3 separate regions of the Homo sapiens genome follow, and all the other regions are linked to region 1. A link is a loop called in an ENCODE intact Hi-C map of the cell type or tissue named here. Cell type or tissue: gastrocnemius medialis. All regions are shown on one strand. Region 1 overlaps FGGY (FGGY carbohydrate kinase domain containing). Region 2 overlaps FGGY (FGGY carbohydrate kinase domain containing). Region 3 overlaps FGGY (FGGY carbohydrate kinase domain containing).

Region 1 (5,000 bases):
TGGCGTAACATTGGCTCACTGCAACTTCTGCCTCCCAGGTTCAAGCAATCCTCCCACCTCAGCCTCCCGAGTAGCTGAGACTATAGGCATACACCACCACATCCAGCTAATTTTTGTATTTTTTGTAGTGACAGGTTTTCACCATGTTGCCCAGGCTGGTCTCAAACTCCTAGGCTCAAGGGATTCACTGGCCTCAGCCTCTCAAAGTGCTGGGATTACAGGTGTGAGCCACCGAGCCTGGCCAGCTTTCCCAGTTCTGTGCACGTATATGACTTCAACTGCTCTTCCTCCTCCTCTTCCTTCCTCTTCTTCTCCTTCCTCTTCTCCTTCTCCACCACCACTACCATTACCACCAGCTTTCACAGTTCTATGCACGTATATGATTTCAATTGCTCTTTCTTCCTCCTCTTCTCCTTCCTCTTCTTCTTCTCCACCACCACTACCATTACCACCATTAATATGTATGACACGCTGCCTGTGCCAGGCACTGTTCTAAATGTTCTTCCTGTATTAACTTACTTAATCATCACAACGACCTTATGAGGGAGGTGCCAGTGCCACCTCCATTTTACAGAGGAGTAACTGAAGTGTAGAGAGGTTAATTAAGCCACAGGTTTGTAACATGGGTAGAACATTTTACAGATTTACACTAAGAAATTTTACTGATAGAAAACTGAGGCTGAGCATGTAAGTGATGCGTTCAGATGAAGCAGTCTGTAAGCAGCCATATCTGTCTGATGCCAATGCAAACTCTTTCTAGCACGTCAAGCTGTCTCTTGGTGTTAATATTTTGTATTTGTGAATTACTTTATAGTTTACTAAGCACTTCCACATCTTTTATTCCATTTAAACCTTCTGACGATGCTTACACAAATATTATCTATCTTTTAGATTGTGAAATTGAATTTCAGAGAGTTCCTACTACTGGTAGTAATAATGATGATAAAATTAATGATAACTATCTTCTACTTTTGATGAACTGACTTGCTCAAGGCAACAGAGCTCAGCACGGGCAGATGTGAGGCTCAGACTCAAGTCTTCTGATGCCAAGTCCAGAGTTTCTTCCACCCTTGAAAGATGGGTCTCTCCAATATGACCATAGCATGATTAGTCTAGCCGCGGGAGAGGAGAGAGGTTTACAGCATCAGCTTGGCATTCAGTTGGCGTGGCTTTTAAAGTGGCTCAACATCTGCCATCAATTAGACTTCCTGTTGCTATGGTGATAGTTTATTATTGCTAGGCTGATAAGACGGCCCATGCAAGAAGACTATCTTCCTCTTTTTCCCTCCCACTCTACAGCAAAGTTTCTCCCCCAACTTTTTTTTTTTTTTTTGTCCTCTCATCTAACATAGTGGACCATTTGCCATATGATAATGATATAGTAGTTCCCAAATTGGGAACCCTGTTGGACTCCTGATGATAATCCTTGGAGTTAATGAGAATTTTTTTTCCCTTTTGCTTAAAACAGAGGCTTTGTCACACCAACTTTGGTTCAATTCATCTCTGACACTTATTAGCTCTCCAATCATGAACAAGTTACATAATTATCTTCCCTGGACCTTATTTTTGCATTTGGAATAAGTGATAAGAAAGCCTAACGGGCAGAGTAATTTTGAGAATTTTATATAATAAATACAAAGATGTCAGCACCAAGCTTAGAATGTAGTGGGTAAACAAGAAATGACAGTAGTTGTGATATTTAACATAATAGCAATGATTATTTACAAAGAGGTGAAATGAGACAGAGATTTAGAGTTGGAAGTCCGGGTCATTTACTTCCATTCATGTATCAACAATTCTAATTTTTCCTTCCATTGAACCTGTTCTTTTCCTTTATAGCACTTAACCCAAGATACATTTATTTGTACTTATCTTTTTAACTGTCTCTTCCAGTCAACTGCAGAGGTGATCAGTATTAGGACTATAGTTATTTTTCTTATCGTTGTACCTTGGGGGTATTTGTTGAATGAATGAACACATATTTACCAAGCAGCTACTCTATGTCAGGCTCCTTGTTAGCCATTGGAGATACAAAAATCACTTGAGCAAGATTCTTACTCTTGAGGCATTTACATAAGGGGTCTGTGAAAATGACAAAAATAAAGTAAGTGAGGCCTTCATCTTTGAATCCAAAAGGGGTTTTTTACAAATCCAATGACATAAATGGAATTAAATCTTCAGTAATCTTCTAGCACAAAGGACGGATGTGGGGGTGTATGGATATCTTAAGGCTGTAAGTACCAAGAAGAATTCAAACTGGTAGTGTTAAGTCCCCAAAGTAATCAGACTTTCCCTTTGAAACATACAGTTAAAAAAAAAAAAAAAAGAAAAGAAAAAAAAAGAACAAAAAAGAAAGAGAAGGCTTTTCTGAGGGCCAGCTCGTTGACTCCTCCCAGAACAGTCTGATCCCCTCTGCTAGTGAAGCAAGAGGTCAGATCCCCAGACGGAAAATCAATCTCCAAGAGTGGCTGGATAGAATTTCTAATTCACCAGTGCCATGACACGCAGTCTGTTTTCAGCCAAGGAGAATGAGGCCCAGAGGCTTTAGCTTCCCCAATCCACTGTACATTATCAGGCTGAGCTGACACCCCTCCGTGCCTGGAACACACAATGTTTGACAGTAACACAGACAGGCACAGTGACCCCATGGTGAGGGCCCTCCAACCTGCTTTTCTCAAGGTAGGCTAGGCTATTTTGAAGTTACTTTATTATTGAATTATTAAGTATCATTATTAAACATTATAATATTTTCAGTTATTTCCTTTGGAAAGATCTAGTCCAGTGCTTATGTTCAGCAAAGACCCTCCAAGGCTGCCAGGCAGTGGGGAAAGAGGGTGTGATGGATAAGCCAGAGACACAGTTCACCTTCTGTTTTCTGTATTGGCCTCCCAAAGGTTCCACTGCTTTACATTTTTGAAAACCAGAATCTGATTCTTTCAGTTTAAAGATGAGGAAACTGTGGCCCAAAGAGGTAGACCTCTTGTTCCAGATCATCCACTGAGTTACTAGTAACAGAACAGACTCTAATGACTGGGGAGTCAGTCTTTGAAAAATTAGAGCAAGTGAGAACCGTTAAGCAGCAGTTTACAGTCACAGCTAATGTGCACAAGTAAAGTTGTTTCTGGAGACATAGGTCAGATTTTACCTGCTAGCGACTTTAAATCTAAGTCCATCCCCAGCAGTGCCACTGCTTTAAGTGGCTGGGTTTCTGTGTAACTAGTCACAGGTGGCTGCCTTCTTAGCCAGCTTCAGGAAGATTACAAAGTCTCTGTAAAACTTCACCTCCAGTCTGGTACAGCATACATGTATCCAGCACTGACTACTGGCTAAGGATCAGTAAGACTTGGACCCTTATATGGAAGCTCACACTTGAGTGAGATCAGCAAACATGGCAACATCTAAGGGCGGTGCAAGAGATGGGCACATGGGGGTAGGGCCGTGTAGAGGTGGGCCTCACCAAGATGAGTTTCCCAAAGGAGCTTTATAGAGATGGGTTTCAGTATTTACAGTGAACAGACCACAGAGTCAGAAAATCTGGGTTTGTATCTGAGCTTCACCTTTTACCAGCTATGTAAGCTTGGGAAAGCGCGTGGCCTCTTGGTGATTCAGGTTCCTTGTGTGCAAAGTACAACTAATATCAGGATCTCATGGGACCGTTGTGAGGACTAAGTGAGCCAATAACCACAAAGTGCTTAAATGGCAGCTGGGGCATACTAAATGAATCCCCTCTATCACTTTTAGGGGCCCCTTGAAGACAGGAGTCCCAGCACCCCACCATACTATAATATGTTGGAACCTCACTAAAGCCTGTTGTTTCCTAGTCATTGAAACACTTGCTTCAATTTCCATTTTAGGATTTTCTATAAATTTCTCCTCCAGCCTCTGTAGTGGTTAGTCAGTTTACTGAGATGAAGACAACTGCTGTAGTCCAATTATCCAAACCAGTCTGGTTTGTCAAGATCCCTCTTCATCAGAGACACTGACAGGTGAAACTGAAAGGGCCAACTTGGTAGGAATTTCACTGCCGTCAACTCTATCCAACACACAGGCTCCTCTAGGCCCAGGTGTCAGGGAGGGGTTGGGGAGGGAGGAGGGAGTAGATTTTGAGCTGGTAGAAAGTGGCTTGCTCCCCATCTCTCAATGACATTGCTTCAGAAGGTGCTTTCTCCATCCTGAAATTCTCAAATGTGTGATTTTATAACACCCTATACACAAATGAACTGTAGTGAAAGAGGATAGCACTTTAGGGGCATTTAAAGAGTATTCCCTTCTATTTTAGAGACTCTTCAAAACTGTGAGAGATAAGTAATAAACTTTTATTATTACTCACAGGCTGAACTAATTTAAAAGCTATTTTTCTTAAGCAGAAAGCAGTATTATCTAAGAAGGACTTAACGTTTTTTTTTTTAAAGTGAGACTATCAGCTTGCAACATTTTTTTAAAAGACAGTTAAAGGATAAGGGAATACTGAGCAAAAAGTACTCCCAAGACTGCTGATCAAATTCCTAATTGATCTGTTTGTGGTTAACAACCCCTACCTGTAATCAACTGTGGTCCTATCTATCCAACTTTCTTTTTCACTACTCCTGAACTGGGACCCTTCCCAGGAGTTAACGTTGATCTCCGTTCTGTCTGTATCTGTTTCTTTGCTCTCACCAGCACCTTTATCTAAAAATCCCTCTTCCTGCTGCTTCTCTGCCTGTCCTAAATTAATGTTTCCACTCCAGCCCATTTCAAGCCCCATTTCTTACACAAAGCCAGGCTACTCTTTCCTGCTGGTAGTCACTACCAGAGAGTAGATTATGCAACAGCACTCTCTGGTTTCAGGTCACTTTATATATACTTCTCTAACCCAACTGTCTGTTCCTGGAAGATAGGGTACCTGGCCTTTCTCCCCAACCTTTTAAAAAAATGTCTAGGCCAGACGAGGTGGCTCACGCCTATCATCCCAGCACTTTGGGAGGCCGAGGTGGGCAGATCACCTGAGGTCAGGAGTTCGA
Region 2 (5,000 bases), 170 kb after region 1:
GACTCTGGGCCCCCAAACACACACTTTTCTAGCAGTCCGTACCTTTTGAACTTGGAGTAGGAAGTCCTCCTAACAGGTGCTTGGCAGTGTCAGAACCAGTGGCTGGATTACTGTGTGTTTTTTTGTTTTTGTTCCCCAGTTCAGCAAAGGAAAATAACAGCTCAGCTAATTTTCTCGGCCATATACTAATACAGGAGAGAATAAGTGAAACCTTCTGTTTAAAAATGGCCCCAGAATACCAGATACAGTTCTGTAGTAGATGAGATGATCAGAGCTTGTTTAAAATGAGAGGCTCTGGGCACAGAATAAGACACCTTGCTCCATTTACTAGGTACTACTTTTCCATTGTTTGATGCAAGGGTTGCACTAAAGCTGATGTGAAGACAGAGGCACACAAATAAGGGTTTGAGTCTTGGATCCAGTCTTCCTGGTCCTGTAACCTTAGGCAAATCCCTTCACCTCCTCGAAGGTCAGTTTTCCCAACCATTCGTGGGAGGTAAAAATACCTTCCCTATTCCAAGGGTAGTTTAAAAACAGCAAGTCACTACAAAAAGATTAAGATTAATCTTTGAGATTGAGATTGTAAGCATTAATTAACAAATTTAGTAAACAAAATTAACGTCAACATTAATATTGTTTATCTCTCCACCACACAACCCCAATAGCTACGCATCCCATTCCTACCCTGATCTAATAAGCCTGGCCTTATTCCCCATGATTGATGGAACCCAGACTCCTGTGCTGCTTTAAATACACTTTATTAGAGTCACTTCTCCACCCTGGGCCTCAACTTTCTCATCCATAAAATAGATCTACAAACGTCCAGAAGGATATTAAGCAGAAGCTCTATCTTCCACTATAGATACAAATATGCATTGGTGTAAGTATGGGCTAACGTAAGTAAAGGCACAAACATACCTACACACAAATAGATTCACTAGCCAGGTCAACACGGGAGAGCTCATAGGCTCTGCAATCGGTGGGTCCAGGAACCCAACTTTATAATTTATTAAAATGTAACCTTTGGCAGGTTCTTAAACCTTCATCCTTGTATGTTAAAGTCCAAAAATAATTGTAGCTCACAGTGTGGTTGTGAGCTCACAATAGTGAATAGTCAAGTACCTAGCAAAACACTTGGCACAGCATAGGTATTCAACGATTGGTAGGTGAAATAAAAATAACTGCTTTGAGCTCTTTGGAAGGAACTCGAATAGCAGGTGTTTTTATTATTTCCAGCTCTGGAGGAGATTCTTTGGAGCTTTTTGTAGATTGTGACAACAAAACAAAGAGATTTACTCAAGTGTGGCTCAGGAAAACTAAATTACCTATTTAATAACCACCAGTGAAGCTGCCTGTGGCCATTAAATGGGATATAAGGTATAAAATGGAATAACAAATCAGGAGTCATTCCCTTTTCCTAATCTGGAGACAGTGTAGTACAATGGGGCGGGGACCCTGGCTGATGAACTAGGTCACTCAGATTCTAAATTTGACTCTGAAAGTAATATGCTGGGGTAACTTTGGATGATTCACCATTGTCTGGGCCTCAGTTTTCTCATCTGCAAATTGAAGAATTTGGTATACAGAATCTTTGAGCAGCCTTTTAGTTCTAAAGCCTATGATTACTCATTATCCAAACAGGAGTGTATGTATTAAACTCAAAATATTATGGTTTCATGGCAGGTTCACAGCCATATACACTGACGTGTGGCACAAGATTTAAAAACTGGGGACACATGGGGAGCTGGCAATAGCACCAGGCCCTGGATTCTCTCGGTTTTCTTCCACAGAGTCAAAGTCTGGTCTCTCAGCTAAGGCCAGCCTTCTGCAGTCCAGAGAATCACAGCACTCCAAGAAAGCCTTGGAGCCTGGGAACAGGAAACTCAGTTATCCTTCCCCCCACGTATGCTCTCTGCCCCTCCCTCCATCACATGAGCTGTTGCCACGGCTCATGAACTGCCGAGGTCTCAGGCAGTAGTGGGTCGCATTAAACCGAACCTCAACTTAAAACAATAAACTTGCAATCCCATGAATACGTTCTTCCTCTGCCCTCTGTGATTCACATCCAGGAACTCCCAGAGTTGTCCTTGCTCTATCTGCTCAGGGACTGGCACGGTTTTCTCCTTCCAGATTCCACGGCATGACTTTATCTGCATTTCTAATCCCCCCCCACCCCCAATTTCTTGCAGACCGTCTGCCTCTTTGGATCCATATTCTCTCTCATTTTGGACAAGCTCCCTCCTGCCCCCAGCTTTTGGCCAGCGCCTGGCCTGGCTCCTGCGCAGCACGGTTCTGCTCTGGTCTGATCTGCCTACTTGGCAGAAACACATCAATACTGCTTCTGACCCCAGTGTCCTCAGTGCCAACTCATCCCCCCAGGCTGTCTCCTCTGGGTACCAGGTGACATTTTCCACACTTAGAACAAGATTCCAGGCATCCTCAGCAGGGTAGGGCATGGGAATCTATATTTTCTTAAAGTCTCCCTCACCTATATTTACCAATTCTTATTCTGGATTTTTCAAAACCCTCTTATATTTATTATCTTAATTACTAATAATAGTAATTAAATAATTACATTGATTTAGTGAAGACCAGCTATGTGGATTTCATGCTGGATGATGGGCATACAAACGTGAACATGATTTGGTGAAAAAACTGAAATAGTTGTAAAGTATTTCACAGATACAGCATAGAGAGTGATTGGTGCTTTTCTAAGAATGGATTAAATTTGGAGATGTTTCCACAAAGTAACATTTAGACTGAGTGCTGATGGATGAGTAACAAAGGAAAGGAGGTGGAATGTGCATGATGTGCTGAAAGACGGCCAAGTTGTCCCGTGTGGCTTGACTCTGAAATAGATGAGCTAGAAACCATCCTGTCCTCCCTACTCCTCAGGCTTCACTTCTATTATTTTCTTAATCTCACAACTACTTTTACTGAAGAGTCAATTTCACAAAACACATTTCAACAAAGTACTAATGTATCAGCAAAACCCTTATTGTGGGCTGCTTTTTGGCTTCTATAGAAATAAGCTGAATTGATGAAGAGAAATAATATCACTGGAGGTGTTCCAGGAGAGAATAGGGTTTCTCACCTTCAGTGCTACTGACATTTGACATTTGAAGCTGGATAATTCTTTGTTGCAGGGGGTTGGCCTGGGCATTGTAAGGTGTTTGGCAGCATCCCTGGCCTCTACCCACCACAGGCCAGTGCCATTTCCCTTTCCCCAGAAGCAATAAACAAAACTGTCCCCAGACATTGCCAAATGTCCCCTGAGGGGTCAAATCACCCCTGGTTGAGAACCACTGGCCTAGAGAAAAGATATATGAACCTTGGAGGCAGACTCAATTTCAAATCTTGCTATGAGATTAGTTATGTGATTGTGGAAACATTATTCTTTCTGCCTTCAATTCCCTCATGCAGAATGGGGAAACAACCTCTACCTTGTAGGCTTATCGTGAGGAGCAAGATATAAAGTCTGAGCAGTATCAGGTAGAGTACTTGGCACATAGGACACATGTAAGAAATGGTCATCATAGTAGTACCAGTCAGAGTGGTGGTTGTATTTGTTCTAATTAACAATGTTATTATTTTATTATTAGAAATGAAGCCTAGTTGAAGTTTAAAAGTCGCAAAAAATATATAAATTCCACTTTACCAGGAAGCAATAACAGGGAAAGCAGTGTCGTAATTAGATTACTGGACATCACTCCCTCTAGGAATCCTTTAATAATTGTTTAAGTCTCAATTTTAGGCCCATTTTATGTTTTTCCAAAGCCTTCCATACACGGCACAAGTAACCGTAACTGTTTATTTACTTGTCTATTTTCTTTACTAGAATACAAATTCCCAGAAGTCCACTTCTCTCTCATAGTCACTGTCTAACCCCATGAACTAGTAAAGTGGGTCGTCAATAAATATTAAAGACTTTCCTTTTTCAAAATTTGTTACTTGCTCACATTTTTAGGGTCAAATTAAAGAGCAGAGTGGATCATGTTTAAATAGGTAGGCCATTCTTTATAACACAGTGATAAGTGTGCACAAAGCATGGGCTTAAGTCACGCATCTCTCATTTAACTGTGTAGCTCAGAATGTTAGGTAGTCTTGTGAGCCTCAACTGTCTCATCTGACAAATAGAATAATAGTATGTATAAAGTTGCCTTAAGAACTAAGTGTAAGATAAATATCTATTCTTGAGTTTATAATACACTGAGCCTCAGCTGTTTGCTGTGCAAAATGAGGGAACACATACCTGTCCTAACTTCACTACAAAGTTGCTATAAGGAGCAAATTCTATAATGAACATAGATGTGTTTTGTATTAGTCCATTCTCGCATTGCTATAAAGGAATACCTGAAACTGAACAGTTTATAGAAGACAGAGTTTTAATTGGCTCAAGGTTCTGCAGGCTGTGTAGGAAGCATGATGGTGTCTGCTCGGCTTCTGGGGAGGCCTCAGGAAACTTACGATCATGGCAAAAGGTGATGGGGAAGCAGGCACTTCACATGGCCGGAGCAGAAGCAAGAGAGAGAGTGGGGTGGTGCAACACACTATTAAACAACCAGATCTGAAGGGAACTCATGCACTATCATGAGAACAGCACCAAGGGGATGATGCGAAACCATTCATGAGAAATCCACCACCATGATACAATCCCCTCCCACTAGGGACCCCTCCAACACTGGGGATTACAATTTGCATGAGATTTGGGTGAGGACACAGATCCAAACCATATCATGCTTCATAAATCAAAAGTTTACAAACGCAATGGACTATTGCCAATAAGTATATTTCTTTATCCATCATGCTACATTTAGTATATATACTACTTATAAATAAATGTTCCCCCCAAATCACATTATCTAAAGTCGCAGGCTTTAGATCGCAGCCTTTATCCTGTCTTCTAGAACACTGATAATGGTGAGAAATGTTATTGGCATGTTTTATTGTTTACTGGAACAAACTATGTGTTGTTCTAGGGCATGAACCAAAGGCCCTTT
Region 3 (5,000 bases), 90 kb after region 1:
TTAAATAACATGCCCAGTGTTACAAAAACTGAAAGCAGTCAGGCATCAGGTTCTATATTTGTCTCTGCCAAATTATAGTCTTAATTTTAGGCTACCATTACTTCTTTGAGTCTTTCATCTGTTTTGAAGAGCAGAAAGCAAGGGCCATTAGAGCCAACACAGACTTACTCAAACTGAACATAACCTTCTGGCCTTGATGACAAGTAGGTTAGGGAATCTTCATTTCTAAAAAGTTTCCATTAAGTGTTCCCTGATATACCAGTGAACAACAGAAGAGAAACTATGGGTCGGGACAAAGGCCCATCGTGATTCTAGTCCTGACTCTGCCCAATTCTCAGCTAGGCGATCTTACGTAAGGTAGCCTTTCTGAGCCTCAGTTTCCTCAACTCCAAAATGGGAGGAATGCATGAATGCTGGGGGACTTTTGTAAAGATTAAGTAAGCTGTCACATATCAATGGTTTATTATATGTTAAACACCAAATAAACGTTAGCTCTCCTTGAAATGAGGCTTGTATGATGGAATAGTCAGGTGACTGGCTGAACAACCACAGGCAATAGTAATCACAACCATGTAAAGGGGTCTCTAGATTTGTCCTTGGTCTTGGTTTAATCAATATGCTTAATAATGGAGTAGAAGATGATACAGAAGAAAAGCTTATATTTTCAGATGCTAACACTTGGAAAAATAGCTTATTATGGGACATGTTCAAATCAAGATTCAAAATTACCTCAAAGAGCTAAAACACTAAGCAAAATTAAGAAAACAAGTAACATTTATTTACTCACACAGTTAAAAACTTACACTTAAAAGGTATTGGCAATATTCTCTTTCACAGGTTTGGTGGTGGGAATACTGGTGTTCATTTTGGTATTTTGTTTAAACTGTACTTAGACATCTGGTGTACTCTTTGTGTCTGATATAAATATCATTATAAAAACTTCAAAAACAGTAATAAAAACTTTGGTTGCATACTGTATGTCAGACACTGAGCTCAATAAAGCTATAACAATAAGGCAAAATATTACTATTACTATTACTACTACTACTAATGAAGTGGCATGGTCGCTTACCTCAGGGAGTTCCTAATCTGACAGGGCAGCCAGGTAGAAATAAAAAAATAACAACAAAACATGGCAAGTGCTACAAAAAGGTAAGAGAGGAGTGCAGTACGAGCCCAAAGGAAGGAATAACTCACTGCCTGGGAAAAGAGTGAGCATTTCACAGAGATGGCCACCTTGAAGCAAGGCTTTGAACGAGGAGGACATACTTGCTTGGGCAGAGAGGAAGGGCAGCCCGGGCAGAAACAGTCATGTAGACAAGGCTCAGAGTCATGAAGCTGTAAACACATTTTGATTTCAGGGGGCCCCATATAAAGTTCTGCATTTTACTTTAAATAAAAGATCGCATGGTTTGAAGGATGGGTATAGTTTTGCATCAACAGATCCTACTGATTCTCAAAAATCCAATTTTAAAACAATTATGGTTGGGGAAAAAACCCACTGAAATGAGCCTTTAAATCAGTTAACAATTATAATAATAAATCATATAGAAATAATAAAATAGTCATTGCTAAGAGTTATTTGCATTTATCATATGCTACAGACTCTTCTAGGTTCTTCACATATATTATCACATTTAACACTCATGACAACCCAATGAGAGAGGTCCTATTATTATATTTACTTCACAGATGAGGAAATAGAAGCTGCAGGAGGTCAAATAGCTAGTAAATAGAAGAGGAGGGCTTTCAGGATCCAAATTATGAACCACCAACTTATTTCTCTCTCTATAACTAACTCTCCTTAGCTATAAAATCAATTGATTGGACTAGAAATATTTAATATCTCTTTTGTCTTTGAGGTTTTCTAAGATTTCATGAAGCTGAGTTGTTCTAGCCCAGCTGGTCAATCAGAACTCTTCAGCTAGCTATTTCAACACAGACTCTGCCCTCACATGGCCTGGGCTTCATGGGATTGTCTTGGGCTAACTCCTGGGGCTTCTTGAAGTACTTACTTTGCTCTGTTGGTAGTACCCCTAGTACTTGCTTTGCTCCATAACCTGTGGCCAAGATTATTGTGGGTTTTTCTGTCAACTTCATGAGTTGTATTTAATGGCTACTATCTAAAACATCTTACATTAGCTGATTAAGTATTCAGTAAATATTATTGGATACACACTGATTTCAAACTACTGTTTTAAACATGAAAAGATATAGAAAGACAGACATCAGAGCCAATAAGTGATGTAGTCTCCGTCCTCCCGAAGTTTATAATCTAGGGGGACTTGGAATTCAGTATGGGCTGGGGCATAACTCAGATATCAAGTGACTTGTAGGTGTACATTTGCATTCAGACTTAGAGTTACCCTGACAGTCTATAGAGTCAAACACAGTCAGCCCATATTATAGCTGAAGACACAGGCATGAAGAGGGTAAGCAAATTGCCCAGGATCATAAAGATCAGAAATGATGGAGCTGGGATTAGAAGCCTCTTTCCATGTGCTCCTGCCTCTCTTTTTGTCTATGCTCAAGCTGGCTCCATGAGTGCATGCCATTGGCTTAGTTTCATCTAAGGCAATGTGCCCGTCAGCCGAGTTTCCCTGTGGTGACAAAGCCCAGAAGCCTGCTCACACCTCTTCTGGGAGAGATGACTGGGCTCAGAGTGGGGAGCTGCTCCAGCTCCGTTTGTTCTGCCTCCCTGCAACGCCATCACTCCGAGGCTGGCCTAAGCCTCTGGCAGGGGCAAAAGGCAGGCTCCAGGCGCCAGTCGTCCTGGGAGGGAACAGGAGGTTTTGTTTTGAGTGCCTCCGGCCAGGTTGGGAATTTTAGAGGGTAGCCACAGGCATGTGTGGGACCGGGTATTTCCATGGTGGCTCATCTCACCCTCCAAATGGACGGTGCTATCGTCTTACTAGAGAAAAACCATTTATACACAATCCAGCCAACTCCTAGATCACCACATGGTACAAAAAAAAAAAAAAAAAAGCATAGAGAATTTTGTTTATGAATGGGGGCTCTCAGCATTCACCTTTATTTCTACATTTCTCAGATTGAATTGTAAATAGCTGTTAATGTCTGCCTCTCCCAGGAAATAGTGAGGAGCCATATCTTATCTTAAAGGCAGAAACATGGTTTAGTAACATGAGCACAGACTTAGGAGTCTGACAAACTTGGATATTTCTGGTTAGGTCATTTGCTGACCTGAGACTCAGTTTCCTTATCTGTCGATGGGGATCATCTCATTAACCACAGAGCTGTGTCTAAGTCCTAGATGGGGTAATGTGTATAAAGATCCTAGGACACAGTATGCTCTCAAGGCATGTTAAGCCACAGATGGCTTAATTCTGCAACTTTCTGGGACGGTGGAAAAGTTTGGTGTCCAAAGAGCTGGGTGCAGGTCCAGCCTCTACTCATTATTAGCTTCGTCTCTTTGGTAGGCTCTTCTTTCTCTTCCCTCCTGGATTCTCTCCTATGTTCATCTCACTGCCTACATCTCTTAGGGTCAGCTCATCCAGTCCTATGTGTGCAATGACAATTTTTATCCCACACTCAGGCCTTGCTCCTGAGCTCCACATGGAACCTTTGACCTGGATGGCTAATCGACATGTCTTGTTCTGTAGCTCTGGGATGAAGGATGGCACGTTATATTTTTGACATGTCAGAAGTATCTCTGTCTCAGGATACCATTCTTGACTTCCTGATCATTCATCGCTCTCATCTGCCCCACAGTAGGTCACGGTGCTCTGTCAAATATTTTTCAAACACAAGTCTTCCTGTTTCCAACTATTGCCACTACGTTAGTCCAGCCCTTCATCATTTCTTGCTTGGATTATTACAAGGGTGATGAAACTGGATTAAACTCGTTTCCCTGACCCAAATAGTGTCCTCCATCCTGTACTCTCTTAAGCGTCACTCAGAGAATCTTTCATACCTCCACCACAATGATCTTTCTAATACACAAATTTAATTCTATCATTCTCCTTACTAAAGTCCTTGAGCAGCTTGCCACGACATATGGGACTGTCTGATGTAGCTTTTACCTTTTTGTCTCCTGAAATCCCCTATGTTATCATTTCCCAATCCTCTGCCCCCATCATTTTTATTGCACCAAGCCCATCATAAGCTAGGCCTCAGACTTAAGTGAACCTGAAATTCCCCTTGTGCCATTTTCTTTCTCAACTCTTAGTGTTCATAAATTCTTGTCTCACTGATTAGAGGGCACTCCCTCTCGCTTTCCCCTAGCTAACTTATACATATTCCTTTTTTTTTTTTTTTTTTTTTGAGTCTTGCTCTGTCCCCCAGCTGAAGTGAAGTGGCAAAATCTCGGCTCACTGCAACCTCTGCCTCCTGGGTTCAAGTGATTCTCCTGCCTCAGCCTCCCAAGTAGCTGGGATTACAGGCACATGCCACCACGCCCAGCTAATGTTTATATTTTTAGTAGAGATGGGTTTCACCAGTGTTGGCCAGGTGGTCTTGAACTCCTGACCTCAAGTGATCCGCCCGTCTCGGCCTCCCAAAGTGCTGGGATTACAGGCATGAGCCACTGCACCCAGCCACTTACTTATTCATATTCTTTTAAGAACATGCATAACCCAGCACTTTGGGAGGCTAAGGCCAGCAGATCACTGGGAGGTCAGGAGTTCTGAGACCAGCCTGGCTGACATGGTGAAACCCTGGCTCTACTAAAAATACAAAAATTAGCTAGGTGTGGTGGCACGTGCCTGTAGTACCAACTACTTGGGAGGCTGAAGCAGGAGAATCACTTGAACCCAGGAGGTGGAGGTTACAGTAAGCCAAGATCGTGCCACTGCACTCTATCCTGGGCGACAGGGTGAGACTCCGTCTCAAAAACAAACAAACAAACAAACAAACGAACATGTGTAGGACTGAACTCAATGTTATCTCCTCTGAAAAGCCTTCCATAAACCCTGACTTCTACCACAATGCTGGGTTAGGTACTCCTGCCTGCATCTTCACTTAACTCTGTAATTCCTGTATTG

Evidence for each region. Hi-C counts contacts between places; a loop is a spot of excess contacts. Peaks named below come from ENCODE experiments on the same cell type or tissue, not always from the same donor. Only the 100,000 strongest peaks of a DNase experiment are listed, where the experiment ranks them.
Region 2: it touches region 1 in a loop (2.5-fold over the local background); 7 of 110 quality-filtered maps call a loop at or near these places.
Region 3: it touches region 1 in a loop (4-fold over the local background); 9 of 110 quality-filtered maps call a loop at or near these places.

The regions. Positions count from the first base shown.
Region 1 is chr1:59,688,968-59,693,967 of GRCh38, reverse strand. All of the region lies in intron 14 of FGGY (FGGY carbohydrate kinase domain containing), which reads right to left. Among named protein-coding and RNA genes, the nearest start is that of MIR4711, 42 kb to the left of the region's middle. In gastrocnemius medialis, no CTCF peak of the experiment used is centred here; DNase peaks (open chromatin) are centred at 2,447 and 4,050; H3K27ac peaks cover 4,880 bases.
Region 2 is chr1:59,518,208-59,523,207 of GRCh38, reverse strand. The region is part of intron 7 of FGGY (FGGY carbohydrate kinase domain containing); the gene reads right to left. Among named protein-coding and RNA genes, the nearest start is that of MIR4711, 210 kb to the left of the region's middle. In gastrocnemius medialis, no CTCF peak of the experiment used is centred here; DNase peaks (open chromatin) are centred at 16, 1,477, 1,917 and 2,827; H3K27ac peaks cover 4,399 bases.
Region 3 is chr1:59,598,968-59,603,967 of GRCh38, reverse strand. All of the region lies in intron 8 of FGGY (FGGY carbohydrate kinase domain containing), which reads right to left. Among named protein-coding and RNA genes, the nearest start is that of MIR4711, 130 kb to the left of the region's middle. In gastrocnemius medialis, no CTCF peak of the experiment used is centred here; a DNase peak (open chromatin) is centred at 2,637; H3K27ac peaks cover 3,970 bases.